Linked DNA regions of Homo sapiens: all the other regions are linked to region 1. The links are chromatin contacts, found by Hi-C or POLR2A ChIA-PET in ENCODE. All regions are on one chromosome and are shown on one strand. Each heading gives the region's core, a stretch centred on a gene start or an enhancer-like site at or near the end of the contact. The rest is flanking DNA. Distances are from core to core; before and after follow the strand shown. Region 1 holds the start of HMG20A (high mobility group 20A). Region 2 holds the start of UBE2Q2 (ubiquitin conjugating enzyme E2 Q2). Region 3 holds the start of IMP3 (IMP U3 small nucleolar ribonucleoprotein 3). Region 4 overlaps ETFA (electron transfer flavoprotein subunit alpha).

The links. Hi-C counts contacts between places; a loop is a spot of excess contacts on that map. ChIA-PET counts read pairs that join two places held with the same protein, here RNA polymerase II (POLR2A). Pooled maps may share reads with other maps.
Region 2: a loop to region 1 is called in a map of CD8-positive, alpha-beta T cell, with 15 times the contacts of the local background. The contact joins the promoter of UBE2Q2 here to the promoter of HMG20A in region 1. A Hi-C loop is called at or near these places in 2 of 168 maps with a recorded cell type or tissue (CD8-positive, alpha-beta T cell and naive thymus-derived CD4-positive, alpha-beta T cell), 2 of 37 single-sample maps with no recorded cell type and 10 of 50 pooled maps.
Region 3: a map of naive thymus-derived CD4-positive, alpha-beta T cell shows a loop between it and region 1 (19-fold over the local background). The contact joins the promoter of IMP3 here to the promoter of HMG20A in region 1. A Hi-C loop is called at or near these places in 1 of 168 maps with a recorded cell type or tissue (naive thymus-derived CD4-positive, alpha-beta T cell) and 8 of 50 pooled maps. POLR2A ChIA-PET finds 5 or more read pairs at or near these places in 1 of 52 experiments (PC-3).
Region 4: a loop to region 1 is called in a map of CD8-positive, alpha-beta T cell, with 6 times the contacts of the local background. The contact joins the enhancer-like site here to the promoter of HMG20A in region 1. A Hi-C loop is called at or near these places in 1 of 168 maps with a recorded cell type or tissue (CD8-positive, alpha-beta T cell) and 2 of 50 pooled maps. POLR2A ChIA-PET finds 5 or more read pairs at or near these places in 1 of 52 experiments (A549).

What each region holds. Positions count from the first base shown.
Region 1 is chr15:77,419,098-77,422,510 of GRCh38, forward strand. It overlaps HMG20A (high mobility group 20A), which reads left to right and starts at 1,791. Exons shown (of 10, transcript NM_001304504.2): 1 at 1,791-1,907. PEAK1 (pseudopodium enriched atypical kinase 1) reads right to left here and starts at 1,007. Exons shown (of 10, transcript NM_001385026.1): 1 at 909-1,007. RefSeq lists silencers at 393-602, 613-782, 1,033-1,352 and enhancers at 1,803-1,852, 2,243-2,292.
Region 2 is chr15:75,842,197-75,845,655 of GRCh38, forward strand. It overlaps UBE2Q2 (ubiquitin conjugating enzyme E2 Q2), which reads left to right and starts at 1,251. Exons shown (of 13, transcript NM_173469.4): 1 at 1,251-1,650. The coding sequence starts at 1,471. RefSeq lists silencers at 832-1,011, 1,052-1,191, 1,332-1,411, 1,662-2,061 and an enhancer at 1,333-2,230.
Region 3 is chr15:75,638,227-75,641,645 of GRCh38, forward strand. It overlaps IMP3 (IMP U3 small nucleolar ribonucleoprotein 3), which reads right to left and starts at 1,998. Exons shown (of 1, transcript NM_018285.4): 1 at 867-1,998. The coding sequence starts at 1,942. The coding sequence ends at 1,388. RefSeq lists an enhancer at 1,643-1,702 and a silencer at 1,993-2,152.
Region 4 is chr15:76,284,767-76,288,096 of GRCh38, forward strand. It overlaps ETFA (electron transfer flavoprotein subunit alpha), which reads right to left. Exons shown (of 12, transcript NM_000126.4): 5 at 3,080-3,179; 6 at 1,605-1,715; 7 at 871-972. Among named protein-coding and RNA genes, the nearest start is that of ETFA, 25 kb to the right of the region's middle. Within about 2 kb of position 1,650, at least 4 of the 41 ENCODE cell types and tissues checked have a DNase peak (open chromatin) inside an H3K27ac peak, as active enhancers do; they include CD8-positive, alpha-beta T cell, where a contact is called at or near this core.

The sequences.
Region 1 (3,413 bases), core at 541-3,040:
CGTCAGCCTTCCAATAACTCCATTCCACAGCTCTCAAATTCCTGAACTTGGATCTTTAAAAAACAACGAATCGCAAAAAGTAACATTTAACAGGCCAGAGGCAGGCGGGGGAGGAGGGTCTCTCCCGGTGCTCTCAGCAATCTTTAACGTAGCCAAAGGAGGAAAAAACGAAATCAAGCTCCCAGACGGATGGTGCATGCGACGAGAGGGGAGGGGGCAGACGCGGTTCAGACGGCAAGTCCCCATCGAAGGAGGAAAGAAAAGTTGCAAGAACGGATGGGTCAAAGGGCAGAAAAGAAAAAAACTGAGCAGCCGAACCACTCACAACCCCCAAACGACCCCGCCAGCCCACACGTTCGCGGGCTCCCCAGCCGCGGCGCGAAGGGAGCAGGCAGGGAGCCACCCGGCTCCGTCCCGACGCTGCCGGCGAGGCTGCGCCGATGCTCCCGGGTGCGGGAGCGGGCTGACCGTGTGGACCCGGCAGGAGCCAGAGAAGCCCCTCCTGCCCCGGCCTCCCCGCGTCCAGCTCCTCCAGGCTTCACTTTCCCCCGCAACCTCCCAGCCGCGCCCGGGGGCGTCCCTCGCGGCAGGTCCCAACTTTCCTTCCTCTGGGGGGCGTCGCGCTCCCGGGGCCGCCGCCGAGGGAGGGGGCAGGGGCGGCAGGGGGCGCGCGGCACCGGCGGGGCGCGGGGGTGGCCGGGGAGCTAGAGCCCGCGCCGGGCGGGACGCACCGGCCGCCAGAGCCCCGGCGGCGGCGCCACCCAGAACCCGCGCCGCCACCCAGAACCCGCGCCGCCCCGCCCGGATTCCCCCGGGTCAGCGCCCTCAACCCGCGGCAACCCTGGTCCCACAGACGGCGCGTGAGTAGAAGACAACCGAGCGGACGCGGACAGCCGGGCCGCTGTTACCTGAGGGGCGCACACGCCGCCGCGGCGACCACCATCACCGTCCGTCCCGTCCCCTTCCTGGTGACCACGGCCGCCGCCGCCGAGCAACTGACACTGACTAACAACAACTAACTAACTACTCGCCGCGGCCGAGTCCACCGCGCGCTCCCGGCCGCTCGCCGCCCGCCCAGCCCACCAGCCTGCCCGCCTCCTCTCGGCCCCGCGCGCCGCCCCTCCGCGCGCGCCCTCGCCCGCTCGCCGCGCTCCTGGAGCCGTGAGCACGCGCGCGCTCACGGGCCCCGGTCGTCTCCCAGGTCTCCCTCAGCCCCAGCGGGAGGAGTCACCGCCAGGCCCCTCCTCTCTGCCTTCCAACCTCCAGAGGACGAGACCTAAAGGGTGCCTGATTGGCTGCGGAGGGCGGGGCTAAGACAAGGGGCGGGGCTGCCGAGACCTTGGGCCCGCGTGAGGGAAAATTTGGGTTCGATTAAGCCGCAGAGGAAAAGACCAGGGGAGTCTGGGCCCATTTGGGCGTCGGGGCCCGCTAGGTCAGCCGTCATCGAATACAGAATATGTTTTCGAGGACGCTAATATGTAGTCATGACCAATTTCAGTTCTTCTACTTTCTGCGGGCCTTCGCAATAAAAAAAAAAAAACTACATCTCCCAGAAACCTCCACGAAAATAAGGCTCACCTTGCGTAACCACGTAGTCCTTCGCCGCATTGGGGCAAAATAATCCCTTCATTTTTGTGAAGGTACCGTGGAAAATATTTCATTTTTCTTCTCACCGGAGCAATTGTAAATGCTATGCGGTAAGAGGAGTTACCTGTGGAAAGGTGGTTAAGAGATTAGGTAAAGAAAAGGAAAGGACACCAAAATAAAGTGCTGCGGAAGAATTTTTGTCCAGCTGTGAGACGACGAGTGCGTGAAGTGAAGGCGATTGAGAGGGGCTGAGGGAATTGTCCTCTGTGGAAGGGACTTTCTTTTGGCCCTAGGCCCCTTCCTGCCCCTGTCGTCAGCAGGTCAGTAAGCAAGGCGAGCTTGGGGGTGGCCCCAGTCGAGATGCCCTTCACCCCTTGAAGATCACCCCTCTTTTGGTGGTGGTGGTACTGGTTTGTCTCAGTTGGAGGCCGGCTGAATGGGGGCGCCTCAACTTCCGGTTGGGGGAGGGGAGGAAGGCCGTCCTGGGGAGGGGGGACACCCTCACTTCCTGTGGGGGGGTGGTGATGGTTTGGGGGTGTCCGACCCACTTCCAGTGCTGATGAGGGCTTGAAAAGGTGGTGCTTGGTGCCATTCGCGGAGACATTATCTTGCAGCTTGGGGATTGTGTTTTATGTGAAAAGTTAGATTATTCCAAGTTGTGCTGAACACCAACCTGCAGTCAGAATTTATGAGTTTGCTTCCACGTGGAATATGGAGCATTTCCTCCCCAGCAAAATTGTCTGTGTTTTCTTCAAAGAATTCGAAAGCCCTTGTTAAAAATCTCTATGCACCTTTGCAAGACGACATAGCTTGTGTGACTGATGAATTGCCAACACCTGCACCCCTACTCAAGTCCAGCCTTGGCTGGGTGAAGTGTGGTGCCCTCTGCCTTGACATGCAACAGGAAATCTAGCTTCTCTTTTAAGGAGATAACTTTTTATTTAGGGGACTGAATATTTTACATAAAATCTGGGGCATTTTCATCTTAGCAGAATGAAAGTATCACACTGAAGTACTCAAATTTGAGGTTACCTTAACTGATAAAATTGACATCTTAAATTATTAGGACTGTTGATTTTGGGCTACAGGTTTTGCCCTGTGCCTGAGAACAGCTTCTTCAGCCTTAAAAATTCTTATGTGTAGCTTACACGTAACATTTTTGAAAGTTGTATTTTATTACATTTTCCTCCTTTGTAATTTAATTCATCACTGATTTTTAAATGGTATCTGTTCTTTGTGGTTTTAAAGTATAAAGCAAGGGTCATGAGACTCAGCTCAGATTCTAAACAGGAAAAAGTTGGCTCACAAAGGACAAAAGGTCAATAAGAACTTTCTGGTTTTCAGTAGCTCATTTTTAATAAACTATATGTGAGGCGGTAATAAACACTCAATAATTTTGATTCCTTGGTTCTGTTGTCAGATAACACAATACTTAGAAGGGTGTGTGTCTGTGTATTGAAGGAATCAATCTATTTGAAGCTTACTTTGTGAAATCTGAATGTTAGTAATTTTAGTATATATATCAGTGAACCTAGAACTGTATTGTCTTGCAAGAATTTTTGAAGTAATAAGGCCTGTGTACTTTTTCTTTTGGGATTGTACTTAATCTAGCCTCAGACTCTGCGATTATTTTAATTCTATAATAGTTTTTTTAAAAAGCTGTTTGGTCACGCCTGTAATCACAGCACTTTGGGAGGCCTAGGCGGGCAGATCACGAGGTCAGGAGTTCGAGACCAGCCTGGCCAGCATGGTGAAACCCCGTCTCTACTAAAAATACAAAAATTAGCTGGGCGTGGTGGCGTGCGCCTGTAGTCCCAGCTACTCAG
Region 2 (3,459 bases), core at 1-2,500, 1.6 Mb before region 1:
TGGGAGCACTGTGCAACTACATAGGTTGGACGCATATGCAGCTGGTCCTGCCTCTTGCACTTACGATTGCACACACTATTGTCTGCCAAATTGGGATGTATTCCTTTGGACTGCTATCCAGACCTTTATTCATTTTTTGAGCACCTACAATGTGCCAGGAATTGTGCTAGTGGTGGGGATTCCAGATAAGAGCGAGCATTCAATTCAATCATATCGGGTTTCTACTATATAACAGGTCTTGTTCTAGGTCCTGGGGATACAGCTCTGAACACATTAACACGGGGCAGAGACAAGGAATAAATGGGTTAAAGATCAGATAGTGACAGGTGCCCAACAAAAACTTAGCACAGGACGATGTGACACAGGGTGACTATTTGAAATGGGTTGTGGTGGGGGGTGCCGGAGATGATATTTGAGCTATGAGTTTAGTGAAAATAGTGGGCAGCCCTAGCTCCATGGGGGTGTGGGTGGGGAGGGTTATCTTAAGCTTGGGAAACAAGGCAAAATAAGGAAAGGGGGGAGAGAGAGACTATATACGGCAGAGTGAACACAGGTGGTAGCTAAGGGAAGGGATGAAATCATGGGACACCTCCAGGCAACAGCCTCCAGGGGCTAAACCATCGTCTTGGGTAAATGGATGGTTTGAGAGCAAAGGCGGGAGCAGCGAGTCCGGTGAGAAGGTCCTCACAGGAACCCAGGCTGGTGAGAAGGTCCTCACAGGAACCCAGGCTAGCGAAGCGGTGGCTCGGACTAGGGTGAAAGTAGCGGAGGTAACGCTGGGTGAGCCGCACCCGCGTCTCCCACGAGGTCCCCCCAGTGAGGTTAGCGGGTGCCGCGCCGAGCGCCAAGCTGAGGAGCCGCCCCCAGGGGCTGGCGCTAGTCTGCAGCGGCGCCGACGTGGCCGGCGCGATCCGCCACGCACGTGTCCGGCTCCAGGCCGGGGGCGGGGGCGCGCGGGGGTCTCCGGCTCCTCCCCGACTTCTGGGGCCCGGGCGCCAGCTGGCCCCGAGCCTCCAGTCCGCGGGTGCGAAGAACGGAGCAGATGGGTCGGGAACAAGGGAGCTGGGTCAAGGCGAGGAGGGGGCGGCCGGGCGCGCGCGCTCTGGCCTCGTGCACGCGCTGAAACCGGAGCGCGCAGGGCGCGCCAGGGTGAGGGGGACGGGGGCGGGGTGGGGGCAGCCCTTTCCCAGGCGGTAGCGGGGGCGGCGTCGCTGTTGCCCTTTTAAGCCGCGGGGCCGCCGCCTCCTGCCGCTGGAGTCGGTTACAAAGGAAGCGCCACCCAGGCCGCCACACGCCGAGGCTTCCGCGCCCCTCGCCATTTTCCAGCAGCGCTCGACGAGGCGGAGCCGCGAGAGCGCGGCCCAGGCCGGCCCCGCGGGGCGGTCGCGGCCGTGACGGCGGCTCCGGGCCCGGCTCCCCTTCCGCGCCCGGCTCCCCTTCCGCGCCCCTCCCGCCGGAGATGAGGGGAAGATGTCCGTGTCAGGGCTCAAGGCCGAGCTGAAGTTCCTGGCGTCCATCTTCGACAAGAACCACGAGCGATTCCGCATCGTCAGTTGGAAGCTGGACGAGCTGCACTGCCAGTTCCTGGTGCCGCAGCAGGGCAGCCCGCACTCGCTGCCGCCGCCACTCACGCTCCACTGCAACATCACGGTGAGGCGCCCGGCCGCGGCCCCGCGGGGCAGGGCGAGGACGGAGAGGGGGCGCTTCGAGTCCCGGGACAAAGGGGAGCCTGCCCCGGAGAGGCTCCGGCTCCCCGGGCGGGGCAGGCCCGCCCCTTTCCCCCGCGACTTGCCCATCCCAGGCCGGGCTGGGACTGCGCGAGGCTTGGGTGGGAGGAGGCGGAGGGCGCGTCTTTCCGGCTTCTCGCCAGGGGCTGGCTTGGGGGCTTCTGGCCCATCTCGGTCCCCGTCTCCTAGCCCCGAGGGGGGAGTCCGCGGCGGCCCAAGCCCTTGTGGGGTCCATGGCCGCCCTCAGCCGGCCTGCTCCCGGGACCGGGGCGGGGCGGGGCGGGGCGGCGCAGCTCCGGCTGTTGTTTGAGCCCAGGCCGGCAAGGGGAACGGCCCTTAAGTTTTAACGCCTCATTTTTCAGTCGGATTTTCCTTCTTCCCGCTTGTTCAGCCAATTGTTTTTAAGTTTGCGTTTAAGGAGAAACTGACAATGAGAATGGACTCGTTGACGGAGGAAAAGTTGGAATGCAGACTCTGGTGCTGTTTGAGCGACCCCTCTCCCCCGGGCCTGGCTGCGCGCTGCTGTGTTCTGGAAAGGAGCATAGTACCGTCGTTGCGGCAGGTGGTGTTGAGTGTGTATTCGTGTGGCCCCTCCCTTGTGTGTAAGCCTCGAAAATGGATAGGTGAAAGGAGATACGCGCCAGGGCTGCTCCCCGGAAAGATCACGTATGTCACAAAGCCGAAAAGACACTTTTAAAAACTCACTCATTAAGCGGAAATCTCATTAGAAACCCAAGGCTTGGTAAAGGAATTGAAGTATTAAGTTTCTCCATAAAAGTGTATCGTGAAGCTATTCGTCGTGAAATTGATGTAGGATATTGGTCCAAACTGCAGAATATTCTCTTGGTTATAATAGGCGTCAAGGTGGTGGCTTCGGGCTCCTTTTCAAACATGGCTAAAACCAAGTCTTGTTTTTAACTCCCTTTGGTTGAGTCAGTGGGTACTCAAGTGCCTGCAGGGTGGCTGGCGTTTGCAAAAACCTTGATGTTATAATTGACCTTAAAATGGTTACCAGACTATCTGGGCAGAAGGTGTGTTAATTTCAAAAAAAAAAAGACAAGTGCTGTACTGAGGAGATAATTCATTTATTGAATGAATACGTCTGAGTGTTCTGGGCACTAGTGTTGCAGAATTGAGTGAAGTCGTCCTCGCTCTCAGAACTCAGTCTTCTTGGGGGAAGAGTTCAATAAGGTGACAGCTCCTGTGGTATCATCAGGAAAGCCAAAGCAACTAATTTTGACTTGGGGGAGGTGCGCTTCAGGGAAGGCTTTGATGAGAGGCTGAGACAGTTAGAGATGAGCTTCCACAGGTGACTACAATTTTGGAAGGCTGGCGGAAGGGCATTTTAGACTGAGGAAACTCCACCCAAAGAAGACACGGAGATTTGAGAAAGTGTGGTTTCCTTAGAAGTAGAAAATTTATGCTAAGACTTGAGAAGCCCACGATACAGGCTGGAGAAGGGGAGGATTTTCCAAGAGTGGAAAACAGAAAGTGTAGTAGTTGTCATGAAGCAGGTGTTTTAAGGAGACGGGCCTGAATGGCTTCGAGGGTGATTACTCTGGTAGAAGTTGGGGCATGGCCACGAAAAGGTAGGGCTGGTTTGAATGATAGGAGACTGAATTTGTAGGCTGTGGGGAGCTACTAAGTTTACTCAGGTAAGTTGGGAGAATGTATCTTTCATCCAGGATTAGAAATGGTTCTCTACAGTGGGTGGCATTAGGAAATGTGGTTA
Region 3 (3,419 bases), core at 748-3,247, 1.8 Mb before region 1:
TGGTGGTACATGCCTATAATCCCAGCTACTGGGGAGGCTGAGGTGGGAGGACTGCTTGAGCCCAGGAGATCGAGGCTGCAGTGAGCTGTGACAGCTCCACTGCACTCCAGCTTGGGCCTTGTGTGAAAAAAAAAACAAAAAGAAAAAAGAATAAAGAAATCTTGAGTAAAACTTGGTAGTCTCCCTTCTTATTCTCTATCACTGCTATCATCTAAATTTCCAGGAACCTCCTGGGCCACTTCTAACCGCTAGATGGCCAAGCTACAGAGTGATTATTTCCTTAGGCAAGCAAACATCCCAGCCCTCTAATACGGTATTTCCTGGGGCTGGAATATCAACAGGAAGTTATGTGAGGAAGAGCTCTGCCAAAACACTCATTCCAAGGAAGGGACTGGTAAAGTGACAAATTTGCCCAATCCTGTACAACATCCTGCATCCTCCACATGTGGCCCTGTTGCACATCTAATCCACAGGCAGGTCACTCGCTGCTGACTCTATTCTTCTCTGGGCTCCTGGGACGTATAAATATGACTCTATGTAAGAAAACCAGAGGCTGGGCGCAGTTTGCTCATGCCTGTAATCCCAGCACTTTGGGAGGCCGAGGCGGGCGGATCACGAGTTCAGGAGTTCCAGACCAGCCTGGCCAACATGGTGAAACCCTGACTCTACTAAAACCACAAAAATTAGCCGGGCGCGGTGGCGGGCGCCTATACTCCTAGCTACTCGGGAGGCTGAGGCAGGAAAATTGCTTGAACCCGGGAGGCGGAGGTTGCAGTGAGCCGAGATCGCGCCACTGCACTCCAGCCTGGGTGACAGAGCAAGACTCCGTCTCTAGAGAAAAAAAGAAAACCAGACAGATTAAAAAGTTGCACTTACAAAGCAGTTGGGGCATTTATTGACATTTAAACAAGGGAGGAGATCCTGAACACTAGTCTCGCTCAGTTTATAAAAACTTGAGGCCAAACTCTCCATCATCTGTACACAGCTTAACCACGGCCAGGAGCAAGAATTCGAGTTAAACGAATTGAACCAGTCCAACCACAAGACGATAAAGGGAAACAGGGCGTGGGGATTTCCAGTTTTTCCTTTTACATTACAAAGTTTCCAACACAAGAAGCCAACAATACCCCAGTGCTGCACCAAGTTACTTCCCACTGTTTCCCAAGGCACAGTCAATTAATAATCAGTAGTCCAAGTTCTAAGAACATTCCCTGGAAAACAAGGACGCACCTCCCGTGGCTCTATGCATGGCCTGCCACTGATGAATCAAATTCTTAAGAACCTACGACCGTCTGATACCCTTGAGGAGAGCACCCTCATAGAATCTCCAGCATCAGGCCTCAGTTTTCCCATCTGTAAAAGACAGCCATGCAAAGTGGGAGATCCGCTAGGCTTCCAGATCGAAGTCATCGCGCTCCTCATTGTACTCTAGCACGTGCCGCTTGATCTTGGACGAGTCCACCCAAGTGACAAAGTCCTCCATGCTGCGCGTGACAAGGAAGGCGGGGTCGGTAACCACGTCAGGGCCCACGCGTACGTGCCCTTGCTCCACAAAGGCCACGGCAGCCTGAAGGTGCTGCGCCATGCGCAGCTTGAGGAGCACGGTGGGGAGGCGGCGGCGGCAGAAGGACGAGGCCGTGACGAAGTCGCAGAGCTCCAGCGAACCGCGCGTGGGCACCAAGCCGAGAGCATACAGCTTGTCCAGCAGCGCGGCCGAAGCGCGCACGCGGAACTGGTCGCGTTCGGGCAGGTCGCGCAGGCGCCGCGCCAGCTCACGCACGGCACGGCTCAGCTGGTTGTAGCGCGTGTAGTCCTCCCGCCGCTGCAGCCGGTAACGCCGCAGCACGCGCAGCTCGTGCAGGTTGTGGTCGGTGACCTCCCAGTTCAGGAAGTCCACCTGCTTCAGCAGCTTCTGCTCGTGGAACTTAAGCTTCCGCACCATGATGGCGGCAGCCGCAGCCGCAGGACCCGAAGCTGAGAGCGCGTTCTGGCATCCGCGCGATTTCCGCCGCGGCGCCCCAAGACCTGGACGGCCTGGGACCCTGGGCCAATGAAAGAAAGACTTAAAGTCACGCCCTCACTTCCCATTGGCCAGGGTGGGACCACGCCTCTGCACTGGGATCTCGCGTTTCTTCTTTTCTTCGCGTTTGCGAGGGAGGGGGTAGAAGCACCGGAGGTGGGTGGTTGGGAGCGGGTCCCTAGGCGGTTCCGCGCGGTTTTTAGTAGCCAAGACTGTATCCCTTTCTGCGGCAATCATTTCCTCCTAGACTTCTGTCCTTTGGGGACTTTCAGAGTCTCCCCCGCAAGAGCTGAAGAGGCCATTTCTGGGGAAGAGGGGTGACTGCGGCTTGTTGATTGGGTTTACTGTGCTAACTTGCACTGGGCTCCTGCCATGCCTTGGGGGAGCTTGCCGGAGCCGGCTCTCCTGGGGCTGACCTGGTAGTCCCCGCCGCCCGCCAGCGTCAGGTCCTTCACCTGGCATGCAGAGCGATCTCTCATTGTCAAGTTGGGATAGGTGGCACCGAACCCATGAAATACTGATTGGCTGCTTCCTAGGCCCACAGAAAAGGGATCTATAAGGGAGTCGCCTGGAAATCTGTATTATTAACTAAAGTGTCAGATGATTCATAAAACCCAGCAAGTTTGAGAAACTTGGACTATAACTACAAGTCCAAACCCTTTAGTCTGTGCTCAAATGAATTATCCTGACATGAATTTCTGGCCACCAAGCATTGAGTTAACAAATTTAATGCTGTTTCCGCTAGTTGCATCTGTAAGTTACATCTGAGTATAGCGCTGCAGACCTAACCCCTTTTTGCCCGGGCATTTGACGCCACCTAGCTTCTCACTGATCATTTTTGTTTTGTATGCTTTTCATTGTCTTTTACAATACAATATTTGAGGGTTGGGCGCGGTGGCACATGCCTGTAATCCCAGCACTTTGGGAGGCTGAGGTGGGAGGATCATTTGAGGCCAGGAGTTCAAGACCAACCTAGGCAAAAAAAAAAAGAAAAAAGAAGCGAGATCCCACCTCTGTAAAAAATCTTAAAGAATTAGCCAAGCATGGTGGTGCGCACCTGTAGTCCTGACTACCTGGGAGGCTGAGGGGGAAGGATCATTTGAGCCCAGGACTTGTAGGCTGCATTGAGCTACAATGGTGCCACCGCACCCCAGCTTGCACAACAGAGCCAGACCCTGTCTCAAAAAGATATATATATATATATAAAATATTCGATATCTGGAAAATAATATAATATGTAAATTATAAAGTATAATAAATACTCATAAACTTAGCCAGTTTAAGAAAACATCACCAGGCTAGGCATGGTGGCTCATGCCTGTAATCCCAACACTGGGAGGCCAAGGTGGGAGGATCACTGGAAGCCAGGAGTTCAAGACCAGCCTGGGCAACATAGTAA
Region 4 (3,330 bases), core at 400-2,899, 1.1 Mb before region 1:
CAGGTGTGAGTCACCGCGCTGGGCGTAGTGGCACATGCCTGTAATCCCAGCTACTCGGGAGGCTGAGGCAGGAGAATCGCTTGAACCTGGGAGGTGGAGGTGGCGGTGAGCAGAGATTGTGCCATTGCACTCCAGCCTAGGCAACAAGAGCGAAACTCCATCTCAAAAAGAAAAAAAGAAAACGAAAAACAAGTCAGATATATCACTTCAAAATATTAATTTTTTTTTCTCAATGATACTTGCAATAGAAGGCTGTCTGAAAGCTTATTTTGTTGGATGTTTAATTGCAAGGATTTAAAAAGCATAACAGTCCTTATTTTTTCAAAAAGTTAGTCAGTGGGCCATAAAAAAATCATTGTTTTTAAAGACAAGGAGCATGATGTATAAAAATAAGCATGTCTTATGCAATATTAACAGTTTTGATATTAAATGTTAAGAAACTTTTTAAAGAGTTATACACAAAGACATGGACAACTCTGGAAATCTTTCCAAGTGGAAAGAAGGGTAGGAATTATACACAAGATGGCCCTGAAATTCAAGCCAGTTCTATCTATAATTGAGAAGCCAACCATACTCTGCAGAATTCATGGAAGTCCATCAATAAGATGGCACCAAGTGGCAAAGTTATGCAGATAAGATTTATACCATGCTCCCCCTGGTGCCAGTGACTAGGTGTGCAACAGAAACCCCAAACTGTGTATTATGCTCATAATTTCATTTTCCTAATTGGTTAAATGGGAATAATATCCCAAACTTCCCAACTTCTTACATTTGAAAAAGATCTGTGTACTTCTAAAATAAATACTAAAAATAAAAAAAAAAATCAAAGTATTTTCAATTTACATCTTTTAAGATTAATATTTCACTTACCACCAGATACCACCACTTTGGCACCTGTTAGCTCTGGTCGATCACTTTTTGTTAATTTCTGGTCAAGCCACTCTGATATTTCCACTGGTGAAGTACTTGATGCTGCATACATTAATACATAATAAAACAATGACTATGATTTCAAGTTCTATAACAAGAATTATTTTCAAGAGAAACACACAAGTATATAATTCCACGAAATTTAAGTTAATTACTGTGAATTTTCAGTGCTCCTAATTAATTCTCTCTGATAATGGAAAGACTTAAGGAGACTAGATTCCAGCCTTTGCCACATTAGCTGTATGACTCCAGAAATCATTCAATTCTCTGAGTCTGAATATAGAATAACTTTCTTTCTATGAGGTTCAAATAAGACACTATATATGTTAAAGTGTGACACCCTCCACACGTTTCCTATTACATTCTTCTGTTATACTGAATCACCCAAATATAATAGGAAACAGTGACAAGAGTAAAAAAGCTTAATCTTAATAGATCCTCTGTCTCCCACTCCCTTGATCTACCAAAGCAACTATCCTAGTACCAAAGATAATGTGAAAAAGATGTAAGTTATACATATTTATTATTTTTGTATAAGCTTGGGAATATCATTTAAATTGAACTTTCAAATACTATTCATTAGAAATGTAGGCAGAGGTCATCTCTTATTATAATACAGTCTATGAATTAAAAAAGTAAGAAACAAAACAAAAAAACTCCAAATGAACACTCACCCTTTTCTGAACTGGCACTACCGCCACTTGTTGCTGCAGCATCAAAGGATGTTCCACGGACAGAAAACACTTTCACTTTCTCATCACACTTCACTGTACATAGAGCATTTCCTGAAACATACAATCTATTTCTTAAAAGCAACAGCAAAAGGCAACAAAACTAGCACTCCTTTGATGCTTGGAATTTACTTCACAGACAAGGCAAGAAATAACTATTGACCAGTTGTCTTCTAACTCTATTAAGTATAGGAAAAAATGAACCATAACGGTGAAGAAACATATCAGCAGATATCTGTATAACCCTGGATGTCTTTAAAAGCAGGACAGGTACTACCACACCTAGAAGGAAGAAACTCGAACAGGCATCCACACTAAGAAGGTACACTACACCTCTAAAAGGAATATGAACAAAGCTTCCTTCTCCAAAAACAATACAATCAGTAACTCAAAACTATGAGCTGCAACAACTTAGGAAGAATGTAGCTACTGTGCATGCTAAAGGAGGAATATCTTGAAAACACAATAGGTCATAAAGAACAGGTATGAATGTGCTAAGATTTTAAGAGGATTTGAGACACTCTGGATTAGCTATCACATTAACAGTAACCTAAACCATGACAAAATATTTTCCCTCAAACATTATGGAAGATGAAAAGTCTAATTTCAGAATTAGCCATTCATACTGGAATACACAACTTTAATCAGGCAAAAAACGAAGAGTTCACTGCCTTCTCCGACCCCACTAGAGACCAGTGTGCTAAGCAAAAAATCAACTGAAGAGACACTGAAATGAATTTCTTTTCTTTTTCTTGAGACAGGGTCTTGCTCTGTTGCCCAGGCTGGAGTGCTGTGGCATGATCACAACTCACCATAGCCTCGACCTTCTGGCTCAAGCAATCCTCCCACCTCAGCCTCCCAAGTATCTGTGACTACAGGCATATGCCAACATGCCTAGCTAATTTATTTTATTTATTTATTTTTGAGATAGGGTCTTATTATGTTGCCCAGGATAGCCTCAAACTCCTGAGTTCAAGTAATCCTCCCACCTCAGCCTGCCAAAGTGCTGGGATTATAGGCACGAGCCACTGCAGCTGGCTAAAATGAATTTCTTAATGCCTATGGAAATGAAGTAGAAGCAGCAAAGATTGAGAATACTATTTTTTTTTAAGTTTTGCTTTTCCAGGTACCACTTACAAAATATATTAAATTGTGAATCTAATTTTTATTGATCACTAGGAAAATATCACCCTGCAAACTGAATAAACAGGCAGGAAATCTCTGTGTTTGCGATCCATCAGAGAGAATGCCATGTCAAGGGCCACCAGCAATTCTAGACTAAAATTTTCCTCAGAAACCTTTAAGATGGTCCACTTAAAGCAATTGTATGGTTTGATTTAAAATTCTATCTTCAAGATTAATTTATGCTTTTCACTAAAATTTAACATGTTGATTAATTATCTTCCTTGAGTACTCACCTGCATAAATAGTTCTCACAAATGTGTCAGGTGACTTGATTGCAATGATGTCAGAAATCGGGGCAACCTCAAGTTTGGCTGCTACTCTGGGCAAAAGGTTCTAAAAGCAAAATAAGCAGTGAGTTAACACACATACATAGTGATGGAAGACTATAAATGATCAGTAATGACATATTCTAAATGCATATTCTGTAGAAATTTTAATTCAAATATTTTATATTTCGTGTGCACCTTTGGATACACAACTTCAA